Regions from separate parts of the Mus musculus genome. Here region 2 is linked to region 1. A link is a loop called in an ENCODE intact Hi-C map of the cell type or tissue named here. Cell type or tissue: left cerebral cortex. All regions are shown on one strand. Each heading gives the region's core, and the rest is flanking DNA. Links, peaks and the distances in the headings are about the cores only. Region 1 has its middle 54 kb from the start of Ube2e1. Region 2 has its middle 29 kb from the start of Gm41099.

Evidence for each region. Peaks named below come from ENCODE experiments on the same cell type or tissue, not always from the same donor. Only the 100,000 strongest peaks of a DNase experiment are listed, where the experiment ranks them.
Region 2: a loop joins it to region 1, with 3 times the contacts of the local background. A loop is called at or near these places in 7 of 42 quality-filtered maps.

The regions. Positions count from the first base shown.
Region 1 is chr14:18,381,953-18,389,249 of GRCm38, forward strand. No RefSeq gene overlaps it. Among named protein-coding and RNA genes, the nearest start is that of Ube2e1, 54 kb to the left of the region's middle. In left cerebral cortex, for the core only: no CTCF peak of the experiment used is centred there; DNase peaks (open chromatin) are centred at 4,566, 5,018, 5,235 and 5,532.
Region 2 is chr14:19,010,030-19,017,326 of GRCm38, forward strand. It overlaps the pseudogene Gm6785 and the pseudogene Gm3778. Among named protein-coding and RNA genes, the nearest start is that of Gm41099, 29 kb to the right of the region's middle. In left cerebral cortex, for the core only: CTCF peaks have their summits at 2,990 (motif pointing left) and 3,724; no DNase peak of the experiment used is centred there.

The sequences.
Region 1 (7,297 bases), core at 1,546-6,545:
CACACTGGGGCTTCACCCTCCTCATCTGTACATCAGAGACATCAGTATTCTCCACTCCCAGCATTGTCATGAAGGTTAAAAATGTTGCTATCTGAGGGCCTGGAGAGATGGCTCAGTGATTGGGGGCACTGAATGCTCTACCAGAGGCCCCAGGTTCAAGTCCCAGCACCTACATGGCAGCTCACAAGCTGTCTGTAACTCCAAGATATGACACTCTAACATAGACATACATGCAGTCAAAATGCAAATGCACATAAAATAAAAGTAAATAATTTTTTAAAAAAAGTGTTACCATTTGGTGACACGGGGTGGTGGCTAGTGTGCTATGAGTGTGTGTTACTGAATTGGTGTGAGCCTATGTGAACTCCTGACCATGCAGTCAAGCCATTGACGTACTGGTCAGTGCTGCCGAGTTAGTCACAGCAATTCACACTCTTTACGCCTTTGCTTAGGCTAGTTTAGCCATCCATGTTGGAGGATTAGACCCAGGATGAGATCCTCAAGTAGAGTACTGGCTTCCTGCTGGGACTGTCCCTTTTGGCTTTCCGTTTTCTACCTCATCTGCTCTCAGGAACTGGGCTCTTCATATGAAACATACAAGGAAGGTCCTGTCAGGATGTAGAGTTTTCATGGGGCACGCCTGTTCATTCCTGTAATCCCAGCTTTTGGGGGATCTGAGGTAGATGGAGCAGGAAAAGTGAAGTTTTAAAGCCAGCTAGCTTTATGTTTACGCCTATGCTGGACACCTTAAAGAGATCCTGTCTCAAGACAAAACTTAAAAGGCCTGGGGCACAGCTCGGTGGTAGAACACTTGCTTGGTATACAGAAAATTCTGGATTTAATTTCCAGTAAGGAAAAACAGAACAAACAATCAAATAAATAAACCAACAAAACCACAAAGAAACAAACGAAAGGAAAAAGGAAAAAGAAAAGCAGATTTTGTTGCAACATTAACAACATTTGAGGACATTGGTAACTGAAATGAACCAGTCATATTAAGTACAAACACTGTGTGATTCTGCTCATAGGAGGTATTTGGAATAGTCACACAGAGAAGGAAGCCTGGTATAGGGCATGGCAGCACATGCCTACAATCCTAGCAACTCAGGAGCCTGAGGAACCAGGACCACAACTTTAGACAGCTTGGGACTCTGCCAGAAAATGTATAAAGAACTGGTGAAGTAGCTCAGTGGTAGAGGCTTCCCATACCTCATATGGTTCTCTGGGCTGGATCTCCAGTACATATACAAGACGAAACAAAAATAACAACATGGAAGAAAGAAGAACAAGAAGATGAAAAGTGACCTGTTTAGTGTGTGTACAGTTAGTATTTTATGAGTTTTGTGAATGGGCTGAGTGAGGACCACAAATAAATGTGAAAATAATCTCGATTGACTAAGACACTTCACAATTAAAGCTTTTTATTATGATGATTTTGTGGGTGTGCATAGTGCTTGCACATGTGCCATGGGGCGCCTGTGTGAAGGTCAGAGAGCAACTTGTTGGAGTTCCCTTTCGCCTTCCACTGTGTGGATTCTGGAGACTACATTCAGGTCATCAGGCCTGATGTCATAGCCTTCATCCCAGGAGCTTGTCTCCTTTAGCCCCACAATAAACACTGCAGTGTCTGCTTCCAGAGTTAACTGAATGTCAGAGAGTCCACATTTTATTTAACTCTGAAGGGAGATAGATGCCATTTGAACCAGTTTGTGCTACACTTGGAGTTGTAAGATACTAGAAAGCCTGGCCAGTTCTTTTGTTCTTTGAAATAAGCCATGCATTGCTTTGCATTAAAGCTTTAGTAACTACTTGAAAGAAATGGAACTGGACTTCAAGGCTGGTGAGGGTACTGAACTCCCATCCTGCACTCAGGCAAGCTGCCAAGAAAGTCTCCATTGTAACAAACACAAGCAGAGCAAAAATGCTGAATTGTTTTCTAGTATCCCGGGCTGGCATAGTCATTCATCTGGTTGGTAATTTCTGGGTTCTTGGATGTGCATGTGCATGTGCATCTTGTGTGTGTGTGTGTGTGTGTGTGTGTGTGTGTGTCTATGGTGGTGCTTCTGTGCAATGCACAACTGTGGAAGTCAGAAGACAACTTTGTGAAATCAATTATTTTAAACTATTTTTATGTGGGTGCTGGGGATTGAACTTGGGTTATAGGGCTTGCTCAGATGAAACTTTACCCACTTCACTATCTAGTTGGCCCAAGTTCCTGGGACTTGTAGAAGATGCACTGGCAGCTTCCCTCTGGTTCCCACATGGAGAGCTGGTGATACTTACTCTATCTCCTAGTAGTTGGCACTTAATGAGTATTCATTGGGCACACTGGCACACAATTATAGATCAAAATACTCTAAGTCTGAGACAGCAGGATCCATCATTTGAGCCTAGAATTTCAGAGTGACCCTGGGAAACTGCACAAGAATCTGGTACCCTAAAAATTGTTGATGGGGCTAGAGAGGAGGCTCAGCAGTTGAGAGCACATGCTATTCTTGAGGAGGACCTGAGTTTGCTTCATAGCACCCAGCTTTGATAGCTCTATCTATAACTCTCACTCCTAGGGATCCTACACTCTCTTCTAACTTCTCTGAGTTCTCATATTCATGTGCGTATGCTCCCACGAAGACACATACATACACATATAACTAATAATTTTAAGGTATTCAATGAAAATAGATGACAAATATGTATAAAACTAATGTCCTGAGAGTTTTATATAGTACATTATTATGGTGGTTTAAATGAGAATGACCTCCATAGGCTCATATGTTTGAATGTTCAGTGCCCAATTAATGGAACTGTTTGGGAAGGATGAGAGGATGTGGTCTTGTTGGAGGATGTGTTTCTCTGAGGATGGGCTTTGAAGTTTCAAAAACTCATACCAGGGCCAGTCTCCCTCTTCCTGTAATTTGCAGATTAGATGTGCGCTCTCAGCACTTCTTTATCACCATGCCTGGCTGCCTCTATGCTCCTTGCCATGATGATAATAGACTAGCCCTCAAAATTGTAAGCAAGCCCCTAATTAAATGCTTTACTTTATAAGTTGACTTGGTTATGGTGTCTCTTCATAGCAATAGAAAATAGCTATGATGATTATATATTTTGAACATGGCTATACAATATCATCTATATTTGTTGGGCCTAGAGGGGACACATGCTTTTAATCTGTGATTTTGAGGATTTATTTATTTGGATTTATTTATTCATAAGACAAGTCTCATACTGTCTGCCCTCCAAGAAGGAGTCTAGGACTTCCAGTGTTGGGATTTCAGAAGGGCACCACTAGACTGGCTATTGTCCCCTACCCTCCCCCTGCTCCAATGACAGCCATTCTGACTAAGATTTTCACCTCAATGTAGTTGGCTGTTAAACATTTAGACTTTTTAAATTTATTATGTTATATGATATGTGTGTATGTGCATATGAATGTGGGCATGTGACTGCCATGACACTCTTGAGCTGGTTGGTGGATAACTTTCGGGAGTCATATTTCTCCTCTACCAAATCTTCTAGGCATTGAACTGAATTAATCAGTCGTGGGTGGCAAACATTTCTATCCACAGAGCCATCTTACCAGCCCCACAATTTAGTTCATTTAAAAAAGTTTTTGCATTAATTAATTCATTCATTTGTTTATTGTAGGAGTGTCTGTTGTTTTGCTTGCCCAGGCATTCAGTGTCTTCCTCAATTGCTCTACACCTTTTTTTTATTTATTTGTGTTTTGCCTTCATGTATATTTGTGAGCCACTTGCATGCCTGTGATGCCAGAAGAGGGCACCAGATCCCCTGGAGTTGAAGTTAACAACCGTGAACAATCATGTGGGTGCTGGGAATGAAACCTGGGTCTGGACCTATGGAGAACACCCATTGCTTTTAACCACTGAGTCATCTCTCCAGCCCTCTTCACATTTTTTTTTTCTCTTGAAACTTGGTCTTTCACTGAACCTGGAGCTCATTATTTGGACTGGACTGTGTGGATAGCAAGCCCCTAGGACCTATCTATTTCTCTGCCCCAGTGCGGGGTTATTTGACACATGCCTCTGCTTAGACAAGGATGACCTTGAACTCCTCATCCTATCTGACTTTGATTCTAGGCCAGAGTGATGCTTGTAACTCAGATGCTTGGAGAGGCATGTTTGTGTCTGGTGCAGGAGATGCGTGTCCTTAGGGACTGGTGGGGCTGTGGAAAATGCAAAGTATTTGAGCAGCTTCTCTTTGAGTTTGTCACATGTAGCCATGTGAGAATGTGGGTGGGCCCAGAATTTAATTGTGTGAGTGTTTATAGAGTACACCTGTGTTAGTCATGGTTCTCTACAGGAACAGAACTGATAGAATGAAAAAGTATATTCATCAGGATTTACTAGACTGGCTCACAGGCTCGGGTCCAAGGTGTTCAGCAATTGCTGTTTTGTGTCAAAAAGCCAAGAATTGGTTGCTTTTCAGTCTATAAATCTGGCTGTATTAGCATGCCCAGTCTGGTACCAGAGCTCTGGGGAATTCCTGGACAGCTGCTGTTCTTCAGTGCACACTGGACTCCTGAACACACAAGTAAAGGAGCACGTGAGCAGCAAGACAGATGGTCGTGCTGGTGAGAGCAGAGCAACTCGCAAAAAGCAAAGTTCCCTTCTCTGTCCTTCTATGTGGGCTGCCAGCAGAAGGTGTGGCTAAATTTAGGGTGGATCTTCCTGATTAAGGTTAAGACAATTCCTCATAGGATCATTCACAAGCTTACATGTTAATTGATTGGAGTTAACCATCACAGTGTCAAAATTTAGATTTTTGTAGATCTGTATTTTGAAATTTTTGACTAGCATTTACATTTCATGTAAAATATTTCATAGCCCAGATCAAAGCTGGTCTGAGCTATCAGTTTTTAATCTCTCAAAACAATCTCCTATGGACAGGCTTCTTCACAGGAGATGTACAGGCAGGGTGCTGATTTTTCCAGCTTAACTAGAAGCCGGCTTTCTGGACTTGAGGAAAGAGGGAGGGGGTGGGGAAGGAGTGGGAAATGGTTTTCATTCTTTATGGAGGAGCCAAGGAGAGAGCCAACTCTCAGCCTGTGTGCTTGTTGCAGTACAGTACAAGCTTGGTAATTTGGATGGCTATTAGCTGGGGAGTCAGATATAAATAGCTACATGCAGTAATTACACTGAGGTATTCAGACAGGTTCAAGGTTCAGATTGCCTGACTAGGGCCACTATGACCACTACATCAAGATGGGGATGCTGGCTTCTAGGAGCTTCACAGGGAACATGGCATACAGGAAAACTGGGGTCAACTGAGCAGGCAGGGCCTGGGCTTCCAAGGCACCTTTGGCTTTTGTCTTTGCAGGAAGCCAGCCAAGGCCTTGGATATCAGCATTGAGTCATATGTGCTAGGATGAAGGCTGGTCAGGAAGGAAGAGGATAAATAGACCAGTTTAGTCTCTGGAAATTACCTGCGTAAGTATGAGCTAAAGAGGACAGGGTGTGGGTAGGGAAGAAGAAAGGGACAGTCACAAGCACCATGACCAAGGACTTGACAGGAAGTGAGGCAGCAGGGTGGGGGAGAGATCAAATCCACAGGGTGGCTCTGCTCCTTTCAGGAGGTTGTGGGAAGGCAAGTGACAAGTGAAGGGAACAGGCTTGTGAATGTGTGCACACTGCCACCAATATGCTTGTGTGCACACTACCACCAAATGGCAAAGTGATGGTCCCCTGCCCAACCGACTGTGCAGGACCTGTGTGAGGACGCATGGCCTGATCACATCTCAGTCTCTAACTTGAAGACATACCATAGCCTGCTGTGTTTAACTGATGTGTTCGTGGGCTGAATTCCCTACCTAACAAACGCACAGAGAGTTCCTGAGTTAGCCTGCCTTCTCTCATTTTTGTAACTCGTTCTTTGCTCATTAACTTTCATTATGATTAAGAGAACTAATTTATTACTCAAACTTGGATAATTAAAAGAAAAAAGATTGCTATTAATAATCACTTAGGGACAACAGAGATATGTGACACTGTCACAGGCAGGCCATGGGACACGTAGCAGTGATTCTAACCCTGACTTCCTTGAGAAGGTTAGGAGAGGAGTGTGTTCCATCTCTGGGAACTTTGTCTCTGGAACTCTTCTGAGTACTGTGGTAATTATGTATTGGCAAGAACAGTCTAGCCAGGTGTTCTTTGGTCACAAAGAAAGCACAAGATTCAGGGTGGCCTTTATTTTAGATACCAGAAGCAAAGATCGTGGTGGCATAATTAGGTTCCTAGGGAAGCCTGGCCACTCCAACATTTTGCACACAGAAAGCTCCCAGAGCCTTCCTCCTTTGAATGAAATCATGAGAGACTGTTATGGAGATGTGAAAGCAAAAAACTACCCAGGAACAGCAACAGCACAGTAGGCTGCCATCCTGATGAGTGGTGGCTAACCAGGAAAGCCATTCTCTGAGCTCTCCTGAGCACTGAGTTCTGGGTCTAGCTGCAACATCTCATTTAATTCCCAACAGACCCACTGGGTGATGGTTACCACAGGAAGCAAAGCTGAGATTCAGTCTGACAGAAGCCCTGACATAAGCTGTCCTCCCCTCTTCCCTCCCCTCCTCCCGCCTCTCTTCCCCCTTCCCCTACCACCTTCTTTCCTTTTCTTTCCCTCCTGTGATGGCCATTCATGGTTGTTATCTTGACTATACCTGGAATGAACTACAATTCAGAAATGGAGGGCACACCTGTGAGAGATTTCTGCCTAGCACTGGAGTCTCCATCTTTGAGATTCCAGCACATATAGAACACTAGCTGAGACACCCAGCCTTGTGACACTGGGCAACTTCTGAATCCGCAGACTTTTTATTCACATCTAGCTATTGTTGAGTTATTTGAACTGCAGCCTGTAAGTCACTCCAATAAATCCTCTGTGTGTGTGTGTGTATTCATTCCATACATTTTCTGACTCTAGAGAACCCTAATACACCTCCTTTACATATCCTTTTCTGTTGCCCACTATTTTTTTGTTATTGTTATGTTTTACATAGTGTCTAATTATATAGCCCAGACTGACCTTGAATTCAAGATGTAGGTAACGTTGGTCTTGAACTTTTGATTCTCTTTTTTCTACCTCCCAAGTGGCTGGGCTTACAGACATGAGCAACCAGGCCTGCCCTTAAGTAAATCTTATGGTTATCCAGCTCACAGATATTTTCTCTTTAAAGTGTTGTCTCCAATATTGTCTAATAAGTAAGAAATGTTTGGGTGGGAAAGTAGAGAGCCATCTGGAATGAACTAAAATGAGGGGTGCAGAGACAGACCTTTGGGTTTGT
Region 2 (7,297 bases), core at 1,404-6,403, 630 kb after region 1:
TACCCTCCTGATGGGGCGTTTTCATTGGACAAAATAAGGCCCAAATGCTGCATAATATCCCTTCCCCAGAGGTTAACCGGGAGTGGGAGCACATAAGGTATGAATTTCCCTTGCTGCCCTTCAGAGGATTCCCACGTCAAGGCAACGGAGCTTATAGTGGGACATGATTGATATCCTAGGCCCTGTAATGAATGAGATGACTCTGTGGTGGGCCATGCTTTGGGCCACCAATGTGTAGAAATTATACTTTTATCTGCTCCGGTATCAAGGATGCCTTCAAACTCTTTTCCATTAATCTTAAGGCGGAGCTTAGGTCTATCATTTAAAGATACAACCAAATAGGCAGAATCATTTCCTGAGGAGCCCATTTTCTTTATCTCAGGTCCTGCAGATTTCTCCCTGGTATTATCAGGGAGGAGCAGCAGCTGAGCTATCCTATCTCCTTTACTAATAGAAAAAACGCCTTTAGGGCTTGAGCACAGGACCTGTATTTCAGGGGAATGTTGACAATCCATAACTCCAGGGTGGACTACTAAGCCCTGCAAGGTGAGTGAACCTCGGCCGAGAATAAGGCCCATGGTTCCCGGGGGCAAGGATGGTATAGGCTCCACCGGCACCGGCTGAATACTCATTTGAGGCATTAATAGGAAGTCGGAGGCGGCACGCAGGTCCACCCTTGTGGGTCTTCCTGGGTCGCCTCTCTGACTGCTTCCTGGGTCCTGACAAACCGGTTCCCATATCTTTGAGGGCCCTGGGACCGAGGGCCCGATGACCCGTTTTTTGGCACATCAGTTGATTGACTATCAGGTGGGGGAAGGACTCTGCCCCTTATATCCCTCACAGAGCGACACTGGTCAGCTCTATGATAACCCTTGCCACACTTAGAGCAAAGAGTGAGAGTCCCTCCCTGTTTATCTGGAGCTCTGCAATCTTTCTTAAAATGCCCAGGCTTTCCGCAATTAAAACATGTCCTCTGATTATTTCTGCTCATGGAGCGGTTCTGAGATTGAAGGATGGCAGCCGCTAAACCTGCATTGCTGAGAGGTCCCCCAAGCTCTCGACAGACCCTGAGCCAGTCTTGTAAGCCTTTGTTCTTTCTTGGGGCTATGGCCGCTCGGCACTCCTTTGTGGCTTGCTCGTAGATTAGCTGTTCTATGAGAGGCGCAGCTTGCTCTGACTCTCCAAAAATACGCTCTGCTGCCTCTGTCATTCTGGCCACAAAATCTGAGAAGGATTCCTGAGGTCCCTGGATTATTTTTGTTAACTGACCAGTGGTTTCACCTGCTCGAGAGAGCGCCTTCCAGGCCCTAATAGCCGTGGAAGAAATCTGGGCATAAGCTCCCCAATGGTAGTTTGTCTGATCAGCAGAATAAGCTCCCTGACCCGTTAACAAGTCAAAAGTCCAATCTCTCTGCTCTGGAGTCAAAGCAGCTGCGTTTGCTCGGGCCTGCGCCTGTGCAGCTTCGTGCCAAAGCGCTTTCCATTCCATATATTTGCCCATACTAGGGAGAGCGGCTTTTACAACCGTTTGCCAGTCGGCAGGAGTTAGTGCCATGCCAGCGAGCCTGTCTAACTGCACCAAGGTAAAATTAGCATTGGTTCCGTATTTACGAACCGACTCGGCAATTTCCTTAATCTGTACGTATTCTACCGGAGCGTGGACACGCCCACCCTCGGCTCCTTCAAAGACTGGAAATGCCTGTTGTATTTTCTTTTGTTCCTCTCGGGGAATGAATGAGTCTGCGCACTGCCTCTCTGCGCACTGCCTCTCTGCGCACTGCCTCTCTGCGCATCTCTCTGCGCACTGCCTCTCTGCGCATCTCTCTGCGCACTGCCTCTCTGCGCATTGCTGACGCACTACGCAGGGCGGGGGCTCCGCATAGGGCGGACCTTGAAACCGACTGCCGGGAGGTTGAACAGTACGCTGACTTTCGCCAGCCGCTTTTGGCTTTTTTCTTGACCAATTAGCTGGCTGGTAATGGGCTGCTTCTTCCTCCCAGTCTGTTTCCTCAGAGGAGGATTCTTCACTTGCTTCAGAGCTACTAAGAGCTGGCTTCCTGAGCTCATCTAGTGACGAGTATCTCCTAGAGACCTCCGCTAATCGATCTTTTTTCTTCTCCCTTTTTCCTCTTTTTCTTCTAATCTCTCTCCAGGTATTCCTACCTAACCTTAACTTTTCCTCGGGTTCAAGACCCTTGGAAAGGCCTGTATACTTATTTTGTGTACCATACTTCCTCTTTGTTCCTACTCTTTCTTCCCGCTTTACTTCTGATAGCTTGTCCTGAATTTCCTCTAGAATTTTCAGCCCTATCTTAATCACTTGATAACATGTGAAAAAGAACAAAAGGGCTCCTAACACCAGAAAAAATTCAAGGCCAAACATACTCACTGGTACTCTCGTTCCCCAGCTGAAAAGTTCTGAATTCATACAGTTGAATCCTTCTTAACAGTCTGCTTTACGGGAATCTTTATCACCGTCGTTCCCCAGCTGATGAGTTCTGAATTCGGCAGTTGAATCCTTCTCAACAGTCTGTGTTACGGGAACCTTTATAAACGTGATCCGCAGTTCTGGTTCCGGAATGAGGGATCTTCCCTGCGCCAGTCCGGAGTTTTTTCTCGTCCCGGAATTCGGCACCAATTGTTATTAGACGCGTTCTCACGACCGGCCAGGAAGAACACAACAACCAGAATCTTCTACGGCAAAGCTTTATTGCTTACATCTTATGGGGCCAGAGTGTAAGAAGCAAGAGAGCAAGAAGCAAGAGAGAGAGAAAACGAAACCCCTTTCCTCTTTAAAGAGAACAACAATTGCCTCGGACGCATCACTCCCTGATTGGCTGCAGCCCATGGCCGAGCTGACGTTCACGGGAAAAACAGAGTACAAGTAGTCGTAAATACCCTTGGCTCATGCGCAGATTATTTGTTTACCACTTAGAACACAGGATGTCAGCGCCATCTTGTGACGGCGAATGTGGGGGCGGCTTCCCACACTGTGGGAATTTAAGGTTGCCATTCTTTTTCCAGAAGAGTTTCCAGATGCCTGAGGTGCAAATGTTAATGTAAACTATTGTTTTCTAAACATTACCATCTAGCTTAATTTCTTTCTCCTAAAATGGTGTGTAGTAGTTCAGGAAAACTTTTCTGTTTTCGTTGTCTTTCTCTTGGAAAACCAACCTATTAACTGTTATTACTATTTGCCTCAAGATCTAGAATTTAGCTGCTAAGATCCAACTGTAATTGATGACCCAAGGGAACAACCTACAGGCTGTCTCTGAAATGGAGACTGGGGAATGGAAGAGAATCAGAGTTCTATGTCATCTTTGCCTACATATGAGTTTAAAAAGATTCTGGTTCAAAAAAAGATCACAAACAATAAAACCACGTTTGTTGTCTGTAAAGATTAGCACGTACATTTAATCCCAGCATTCCAGAGGAAGAAGCCAGCCAATCTTTATGAGTTTGCGGTCAGCCTGGCCTTTATAGGGAGTTCCAGATTAGCCTACCTAGTGAAACTGTCTCAAAGCAACACCCCTCCCATGAGAAGGGAAGGGGGAGTGGGGGAGGATCTGTGTGAGAGAGCGACTAGGAGGAGAGGTGGGGGGGGCGGCTGATATTGGGATGTAAAGTGAATAAATAAATTAATGAAAAAAAAAACCCACAAACCCATCCACATTTGTATAAAGTAGATAAGGTCATTCTTATGTGCTCAACCTGCCCTCTAGTGTTTCATTTTAAGTGCTACTAAAATTTCTTAATCTCAAAATATCTGCTTAATAGGATTAAGAACAGTGTCATCAAATGAACAGAATAAGACTAAATCTCTGACACAGATGAAAGTCACATTGTAGAAAAGTGAAGGTCCTTCCAGAAGTTAGTTCCAATTTCTCTGGGGAGAGCTGCAATATCAATGGCAAATATACATACTGTATTTCAAGTTTTGTTTGTTAAATGGGGCATGAACAGAAGAGAACAGTTCAAATGTCATATAAAATGTGATCACTATGTTATTGCTAATATAGCTGCTGTTACATTAATGTATCAAAAGATATTTAAAATGTTAATTAGTGCAGTTTTATTATAACAGATATTCATAAAGTAGATAAATATAATTTTAAGTATTTTAGATTTAATTTTATTAAAATATGCATTTAATCTTGTCTTGATAAAGTTTAAAGTATTTGTGTTTGGGGTATTTATAACTAGTGTAAAATATTTATTTTTTTCTTCTTTCTTTATTGTTAGGTACAACATATAAATACATAACAAGCAAGAACATAAAAAGCTTCAAAAAAAACAAAACAAAACAAAACAAAACCCAAAGAGGTCTTTAAACCTTTTTCTGAAAGTATAAAACCATGAGAGTGCTCAGACCAAGGGTGATGCTGCAAGGCCAGAGGCAGCAGGAGGCAGACAAGCACTGCTTCTCTTCCAGAGCCTGCACCTAACAGTGTTTCTACCAGCAGCTGGATTCTCTACAGGGGAACCACCCAAATGGCAGTCCCCTTCAACAGGGGGGAGAAGAGGATGCAGTCATTAAAACTCCTTCTTCCTGCCCCAAACCAAGGAAAAGAACATCATCTCTCCTCAGTTTTCCTGGGCATGATGTCCGGAACCTGACATTTACCCAATCTGTCCAACTCAGTTCCTAACCAAAGCCAGAAGGTGCCCAAAGTTTTTGGGGGAGGGGAAGAGGCTAGCATGTTATCAAACAGATCTTTATTTGAAGTCATCATTGGTGCCGTTTCTTGCTGTTTATTTATTTGTTAGCCTGTTCTTCTAGTTGCATGACTAGACACAGGCCTTGAGAAGTGCCTAGCCTGCTTAGCCTACTGTGTCAGGGCAGATTCTGGCTTGTTCACAAAGGTCTCCAAGTCATTGTCTGGCTGATCTGTCATCTCAGAGAGCTCAAGCCAGCTTGGGCCTTGCTGTGTGATCTCCCTGAGCTCTTCCAGGGCCCTCTCTTCCAGCTCCCTGATCTGAGTCATGACTTCATTAAAGCTGGACATCTGGGAAGACAGCTCCTCTTCATTGCCAGCCAGAGAAGTCCCATTAGAGCTGGCTTCCATCACTTCAGTTTCCATCTGAACTGACTGCTCTCAACCGGGCCCACTGTGAGGGCTTAGCTCCTTGACTCTGTCTGTGTATCTCAGCATGTTGAACATTTATTCATAGGAGCTTATGCCTAGTGAGATCATGGTGGTCATGTAGGTCCTTGAGTTCTCTCCAATGAACGACGCCCTCAGCAGCTATGTCAGCTTGCTCTCACAGAATGGTGTATGAGCCTTGTTCTGTCCCAGAGCCCGGATACATTCCTTCAGAGGCAGGAGAGACTTGTTAATTTCTGCACTCTCCATGTGAGTCTGCCGGTCAGCACTAGACATGTCAGCCACTCGTTCATTCCCTGTCAGATCCACCAAAGAGAATTTGCCATGTAATCTCCCTTGAGCTCAAAGAAGAATCTGGAAGCAGGCGTGGGAGCAGGAGGAAATGGAGTTGGCAAATGTTTGTCCAGAAGTCCTGCAGGCACTGCCCATGTTGATCATCTTGACGACATCAGCAGCAGAGGTAACCAGATACTCCTGCAGTCCCACAGCCTGCAGTTGCTGCCTGCTGTCCTCCAGCACATGTAACTTGGCCTTTTGTTGAGCAGATCAAACACCTTCCCATTGTAGATCACGAAGAATGTCACATAAACTTCCAGGTTTAAGTTCCAGTATGGAGACTGATTCTTTAGAAGGAAGACATCCTGAGAAACCATTGTGTAGATCCCTTTGGATGTGTTCTGACTTTTACCAGACAAATCTCCTCCCATTGTATGCCTGTTCCCACTGCCTCTCTGTCCATAGGCAAATCATGTTGCTTTTCCCCCTTCAAAAATCGCCTGTGTCAGTGGCCTTGCTGTGAACCTGAGTCTGCTAAACTCTTGTGGGTGATGAGGTAGCTGATAAACCATTGGAAGGTGTAATCTCAGCACTAGGGAGGCTGAGGCAGGACTGTCATGGTTCAAGACCATCTGAGCAACACAGACAGGTCTAGGATAGCCTGGGCTACAGAATGATCTCTTGTCCCCCCAAAAAAATCAAAGAGAACTGCTTATAAACTATATTTAAAAGAGAGGTCATTGTCTCAGAAAAGTTTAACTGCACATTGTATATTGTGATAGGTTTGCAAGAAGTATGAGAATACTCTATCACATCTAAATTCCAAGCACATGGGATATGGAGACAGGAAGACTGAGAATTTTGGACATAAAAAGTCTCCATGACATACATCAATTCTGCCTTTAGACACCCTTACTTTTGATAAGAAAAGCCAATGAAATTTAGACTCTATAGTTCTATGATTCCTATTATTTATTGGCTTGGCTTTCTAGTACACACACATATGATATTATCATAGTTGTGGTTATTGAGGCAGGTCTTGCTATGTGGCTTATGCTGCCTGAAATTCTCAACACTATTGCCCCAGTGTCTATGTACTACCATGCTCAGCTTCATGCACATACTTAACTGTCAGGAAGAATGTAAATGAAATAGGACTAAATGAGTTTGTTTGGTTTTAAACTGATAGTTTATGTGTCCTTATGTGCTAGACATTTTAGCATGAAGTGTTTAAAGTAATAAAGAAAAATGGACAGAAACGTGCTTTGGAGTACTATGTGTTTTCAATTTACTAAAAAGGGTAGCCTCAAGGAAAGCATTAGAGCAGGTTGGTTTTCCCTTCACAGGAACACTGGACCATGCAGCCACCGATCTTGGTGCTTTCTGTGTATCTGCACAAATGTTGTGACAGTGTGCCTACTTGGAAGGAGACAGATGCTACGGATGGAAACCTGAAGAATATGTTTGGCTTATCTGCTCTGTTTGCATGTTTGCCTGTCCTGCTGATGTTTATAGGGCCTTGCAATAGAAAGATAAGCATATTCATTACATGTCACAGTAAAATGTTCTCCAGGACTTAAACCAAGTACTCATGATGTCAAGCATCTGGATAAAATAGCGTTCACGTATCCATATGTTTTGTATTATGCAGATGAAACTTGCCAAGAAGGTCCCCTTCTGGACTCAAAGAAGTGGGCAAGCTGCATGTAATCAATTAATACAGGTAGCAAACACATTTATGACTTATGTGCCTAGTTAGAAAACCAAATAATGGCAATTTTCCTCTTTGAATCCTTTACTGGTTAACAGACAAACATGAAATATCTGAAGAAGAAAGAATAGGAGTTGAATTTCAGGGTCTGGGAACATGAACTCAATTTTGTCTCTGCTAGCAAGGTGGATTTTCTTCCTGAAAT